Regions from separate parts of the Homo sapiens genome. Here region 1 is linked to region 2. Evidence: read pairs that join two places in POLR2A ChIA-PET (ENCODE). Cell type or tissue: GM12878. All regions are shown on one strand. Each heading gives the region's core, and the rest is flanking DNA. Links, peaks and the distances in the headings are about the cores only.

The links. Peaks named below come from ENCODE experiments on the same cell type or tissue, not always from the same donor. Only the 100,000 strongest peaks of a DNase experiment are listed, where the experiment ranks them.
Region 1: POLR2A ChIA-PET joins it to region 2 with 5 read pairs; 2 of 35 experiments call an interaction of 5 or more read pairs at or near these places.

The regions. Positions count from the first base shown.
Region 1 is chr17:1,383,846-1,386,753 of GRCh38, reverse strand. All of the region lies in intron 1 of YWHAE (tyrosine 3-monooxygenase/tryptophan 5-monooxygenase activation protein epsilon), which reads left to right. Among named protein-coding and RNA genes, the nearest start is that of YWHAE, 15 kb to the left of the region's middle. In GM12878, for the core only: no CTCF peak of the experiment used is centred there; no DNase peak of the experiment used is centred there.
Region 2 is chr17:1,577,522-1,580,429 of GRCh38, reverse strand. It overlaps SLC43A2 (solute carrier family 43 member 2), which reads left to right. Exons shown (of 14, transcript NM_152346.3): 12 at 2,107-2,180. Among named protein-coding and RNA genes, the nearest start is that of PITPNA, 16 kb to the right of the region's middle. RefSeq lists enhancers at 1,667-2,477, 2,478-2,908. In GM12878, for the core only: no CTCF peak of the experiment used is centred there; no DNase peak of the experiment used is centred there; H3K27ac peaks cover 507 bases.

The sequences.
Region 1 (2,908 bases), core at 283-2,782, 190 kb after region 2:
GGTCTCAAACTTCTGGCCTCAGGTGATCCGCCTGCCTTGGCCTCCCAGAGAGCTGGGATTATAGGCGTGAGCCACCGTGCCTGGCTCATGTAGTTACTTTTAGAGTGAGGAGAGGTACCTCTGTATAGGCTGGTATATGAAGAGTAAAAGTTGTCCTTGAGTGTCAAGATTATTGTCTTTTGAAAAGCCTTAATCAAAGTATTAAAGTACTAAAAAACAAGTTCCCAAACTCATTTGACAAATACTTACTGAATGCCGACTATGTACCAGGCACTGTTCTAGACACTTTAGACACTTGGGATTCATCAGTGAACAAAATAGACAAAAGATCTTTTCAAGGACTTTATATTCTAGTGAATGTATGATTGCTTTCGGAGTTACTCTGTTCCTATGTGTAATTAAGAGTTAGTTTAAATTAATTAGCACCAATGGTGTCTGGTATATGCAGGGTACTGTATCAGTTGCTGGGTGTCCCATGTTAAAGACTGTAGAAAGCTCAGTGTTTCTTCACTGACTACTGGTGTAAAATGGTACTAACAAATTGAAAAACCTCTTTAAAGTGTTTCATTGTGATGAAACCCTGTAATAATAATATCATCTACTGTTTATTGGCTATTTCTTTCACTTGTTATCCAAACAGCCATGCAAAGTACTACCCATTTTACAGATAAGGATCCAGTACTTGAGGAAAAGTGACAACACATTTGAAATGTCACTGGTATTCTGCCAAGGCTGGTGCCCTGCAAAGCTGGTACTCCTTCCACTTCGGAAGGAGTTTCTTGTGTGTAAACGTCAGTCCAGACTGCTTGAGGCTTTCTTTTCTTTTTTTCCCCCTTTTTTGTGGAGACTGGGGGTCTCTGTGTTGCCCAGGCTGGTCTTTCAGCTGGGCTCAAGAAGTCCTCCTGCCTTGGCCTCCTAAAGTGCTGGGATTATAGCAGTCTTTTGGCTCAGCTTCTCTCTGAATAGTGTTGTCTTTAATGTATGAAGAAGACAGAATGGAATGTAGGCTGAGTATATTTTGCAGGTAACAGGTAATGGAACTAGTATTGGGATAGGAGCCATTAAATTCAGGAGCAGGCCACCTGCATCCTCCGTCTTCCTTCCTTCCCTCCTCCCCCACCCTCTGAAAAACCTACTTTGTTTTTAACTCTTTGATACATGCAGGGGTCCCCAGTGCCCAGGCCATGCACCCATACTGGTCTGTGGAAAAATTGTCTTCCACGAAACTGGTCCCTGGTGCCACAAAGGTTGGGGACCACTGATATTTGGGACTAGAGCTTTATAAATGGCTGGATAAGAAGCTCTGGGAACTTAGTAAATTGCAGTATGGTGTACTTTTTCGTTGTGTACCTTTTCAGTAGATGACTTTTGAGGCATGTAGTTGGGAGGCCTGGGGGACTGATCACAGGGGACCTTGGTGTTTTCCTCTAGACCAGTTGCTGGTAGATTTTCATCTTCTCAACAATGAATAACTGCACATCATTAACATGGTCTTAATGCCTTTATCTTATTGCTGCAGATTTTTTCTTAACCTTTAACTTTTCTGGTTTCAGAATGCTGCCAACATTTCTGTATTCATTTTATCTTTACTTTTTTTTTTTTTTTTTTTGAGACAGAGTCTTTCCCTGTCACCCAGGGTGGAGTGCAGTAGAGGGTGAGCTTCAGCCAAGGAGTGTTATGGTCATGCCTGTGAATAGCCACTGCAAGGCAGCCAGGGCAACATAGGGAGACTCCTCTAAAAAGAAAAAACAAACCTGAAACTGATTTTAAAAAAAATTTCTTTGGGAGGCCAAGGCAGGCAGATCATCTGTGGTTGGGAGTTCAGGACCAGCCTGACCAACATGGAGAAACCCGTCTCTACTAAAAATACAAAAAAAAATTAGCCAGGCTTCGTGGCGCATGCCTCTAATCCCAGCTACTCCCAGGAGGCGGAGGCAGGAGAATCTCTTGAACCCGGGAGGCGGAGGTTGCAGTGAGCCGAGATAGCGCCATTGCACTCCAGCCTGAGCAACAAGAGAAAAACTCTGGGCTGGGCGCAGTGGCTCACTCCTTTAATCCCAGCACTTTGGGAGGCTGAAGCGGATGGATCATAATGTCAGGAGTTCAAGACCAGCCTGGTGAAACCCTCAAAATACAAAATACACTCCATTATCCTGCCTCAGCCTCCTGAGTAGCTGGGAGTACAGGTGCCTGCCACCATGCCTGGCTAATTTTTTTTGTATTTTTAGTAGAGACAGGGTTTCACCGTGTTAGCCAGGATGGTCTTGATCTCCTGACGTTGTGATCTGCCCGCCTTGGCCTCCCAAAGTGCTGGGATTACAGGCGTGAGCCACCGCGCCCGGTCGAGCATAAATCTTTTTACATGTGTACTCTTAATGTTTTGAGATGTGGTCTCACTCTTGCCCAAGCTGGTGTGCAGTAGCAGACACACCTCACTGCAGCCCTCACCTCCTGGGCTCAAGCAATCCTCCCACCTCTGCGTCCTGGGTAGCTGGGACTACAGGTGTGCCCACCATGCCTGGCTAATTTATTTTTTATTTTTATTTTTTTGAGACAGGGTCTTGCTCTTTCTCCCATGCTGGAGAGCAGTGGCTGGATCTTGGCTCACTGCAGCTTTCGCCTCCTGGGTTCAAGCAGTTCTCTGCCTCATCTTCCCGAGTGGCTGGGATTACAGGCACCTGCTTAACGCGTGGCTAATTGTTTTGTATTTTTAGTAGAAATGGGGTTTCACCATGTTGGCCAGGTTGGTCTTGAACTCTTGACCTTGTGATCCACGTGCCTCGGCCTCCCAAAGTGCTTGAATTACAGGCGTGAGCCACTGTGCCCAGCCCTCTTCGGCTAATTTTTTAAATGTGTGAAGAGATGGGGTCTTGCCATATTGCCCAGGCCGGTCTTGAACTCTTGGGCT
Region 2 (2,908 bases), core at 317-2,816:
AAAGGCAGCTCGAGGCCGTGGTCAGCAACCTCTTGCTCAGTGCTGTGCCCATACACGTCTGTCAGCAGGGCCCTGGTTCTAGTGTTTGCCGACTTCCACGGTGCACATGCACTCACCGTGGCTGATTTCCAGCTGCCCATGTGTTGCCACTGACTGTGGAACTGGAGAGTCACAGTGACACGTGGTATTTCTACAGTAGATGTGAAAAGCCTGGCCGGGCACGGTGGCTCACGCCTGTAATCCCAGCACTTTGGGAGGCCAACGCGGGTGGATCACCTGAGGTCAGGAGTTCGAGACCAGCCTAGTGAAACCCCGTCTCTACAAAAAATACAAAAATTAGCCGGGCTTGGTGGCATGCACCTGTAATCCCAGCTACTAGGGAGGCTGAGGCAGGAGAATTGCTTGAATCCAGGAGGCGGAGCTTGCAGTGAGCCGTGCCACTGCATTCCAGCCTGGGCTACACAGCAAGACTCTGTCTCCAAAAAAAAAAAAAGGAAAGCCTGATGCGTGCACAGGCTCTAGTGAACCAAGTAAAATAATTAGGAAGGGATGAGGTTTTCCATGGTTTTGTTCGTTCATTTTGTTTTTTTTTGAGACAGGGTCTCACTCCCATCAGCCAGGCTCGAGTGCAGTGGTGGGATCTTGGCTCACTGCAGCCTTGACTTCCCGAGCTCAGGTGATCCTCCCACCTCAGCCTCCTGAGTAGCTGGGACTACGGGCACGTACCACCAAGCCCAGTTAATTTTTATATTTTTTTGCAGAGATGGGGTCTTGACATGTTGCCCAGGCTGGTCTGGAACTCCTGGGCTCAAGTGATCCTCCCAGGCCTCCCAGAGTGTGGGGATTACAGGTGTGAGCCACTGCACCAGGCCAGGAAGTGATGAGTTTTCAGAGTTTTGAGTATTCATTACCTTTACTTTAATATAATTTATTTATTTAGTCATAAATTTATGTAATTTTTTTTTTTTTGAGACAGAGTCTAGCTCTGTCACCCAGGCTGGAGTGCAGTGGTGCTATCTCGGCTCACCGCAACCTCCGCCTCCCCGGTTCAAGCGATTCTCCTGCCTCACCCTCCTGAGTAGCTGGGAATACAGGCGCCCGCCACCACACCCGGCTAATTTTTGTATTTTTAGTAAAGATGGGGTTTCACTGTGTTGGCCAGGCTGATCTCAAACTCCTGACCTCATATGATCCACCCACCTCAGCCTCCCAAAGTGCTGGGACTACAGGTGTGAGCCACCATTCTCGGCTTATAATTTAATTATTATTATTATTATTATTTTTTTTTTTTGAGACAGAGTCTCACTTTGTCACCAGGCTGGAGTGCAATGCCGTGATCTCAGCTCACTGCAACCTCCACCTCTTGGTTCAAGCGATTCTCCTGCCTCAACTTCCCAAGCAGCTGAGATTACAGGTGCCCACCACCACGCCCAGCTAATTTTTTGTATTTTTAGTAAAGACAGGGTTTCGCCATGTTGGCCAGGCTGGTTTCGAACTCCTGACCTCAGGTGATCCACCTCCTCGGCCTCCCAAAGCACTGGGATTACGGGCGTGAGCCACCTTGCCCAGCCTATAATTTAATTTTTAATAATGACTCGGTTAGGCTGGGCGCAGTGGCTCATGCCTGTAATCCCATCATTTTGGGAGGCTGAGGCGGGTGGATCACAACGTCATGAGTTTGAGACCAGCCGGGCCAACATGGTGAAACCCCATCTCTGCTTAAAAAATACAAAAATTAGCCGGGCATGGTGGCGTGGGCCTGTAATCCTAGCTACTCCGAAGGCTGAGGCAGGAGAATTGCTTGAATCCAGGAGGCGAAGCTTGCAGTGAGCCAAGATCACGCCACTGCACTCCAGCCTGGGCGACAAAGCAAGACTTCTTCTCAAACAAAACAAAAAACAAAACAAACAAACAAACAAAAAATGACTGTGTTAACGACTGGCTTGCAAAATTTCTGAAAATTCACAATTGGCTCCGGAGGATGGGGTTGATCCAACTCCAGGCTGACACTGCCCCTGGGGTGAGGGCCCCCAGGAATTGGAGGGCGGGGGCTGAGGGGACGGTCCCTTAAGGCCTTATGCCCACAGTCGCCTTTTCCTCCCCCAGATCCTCTCCTTCATCCTGCACACAATCGTGCGAGGATTCATCCACTCCGCTGTCGGGGGCCTGTACGCTGCCGTGTAAGTCCTGGAAGCCGCAGGTGGCCTGGTGGGCGAGGGTGTGGGAATGGCCGGGGGGAGGTTGCTGGTGGGACTGAGACTCTGAGGCAGGGTCAGCCTGTCCCAGAAGGGCTCATCTTCCTGCTTCAGGGGACAGGTACCAGGGTTTCTGCTGGGTGTTTCAGGGAAAGGCCATACCTCGTGGGAAGCAGGTCAGTGGGCAGACAGTTGGGTGCTCACAAGCCTTGGCATTCAACACGAAGTCAGTTCCCCCAGCCAGGGTCAGGCACCTGTGCAGCTCATTATGGCCTCAGGGGCCACTACAGCCGAGTCCTGGGGCTGGCCCTGGCTGCTCACTGGGAAGGATGGGTAGGTTCTGGCTGCCTGAAGCTAAATGCGGAAGTTCCAGTTGCCCTCATCACGGGCAGCAACATGGGTGACTGAGTCCAGAATACACCAGACGGGCCCATCCAGAGCCTCAGTGCGCCCAGCTCTGGCCATAGCTTTCTCCAGCCCTGGCTAAAATGAAACCTGTATCTTTTTCCAAGAAGCCCCAGAAACATAAAAGGAACCACAGTGGTTCCTTCTTCTCTGGCTCAGGCCTTGACCCAAAAACTGAAACTCAAACATCATCATCCACAGTCTCTGATGTGGGACCAGCTCATGTGTTGCTGGGATTCCTTTCCCACCTCTGGGCCAGCAGAGCCTGACATGTGCTAAGATTTAGCCCGGAACTCTCTCCCAATTCC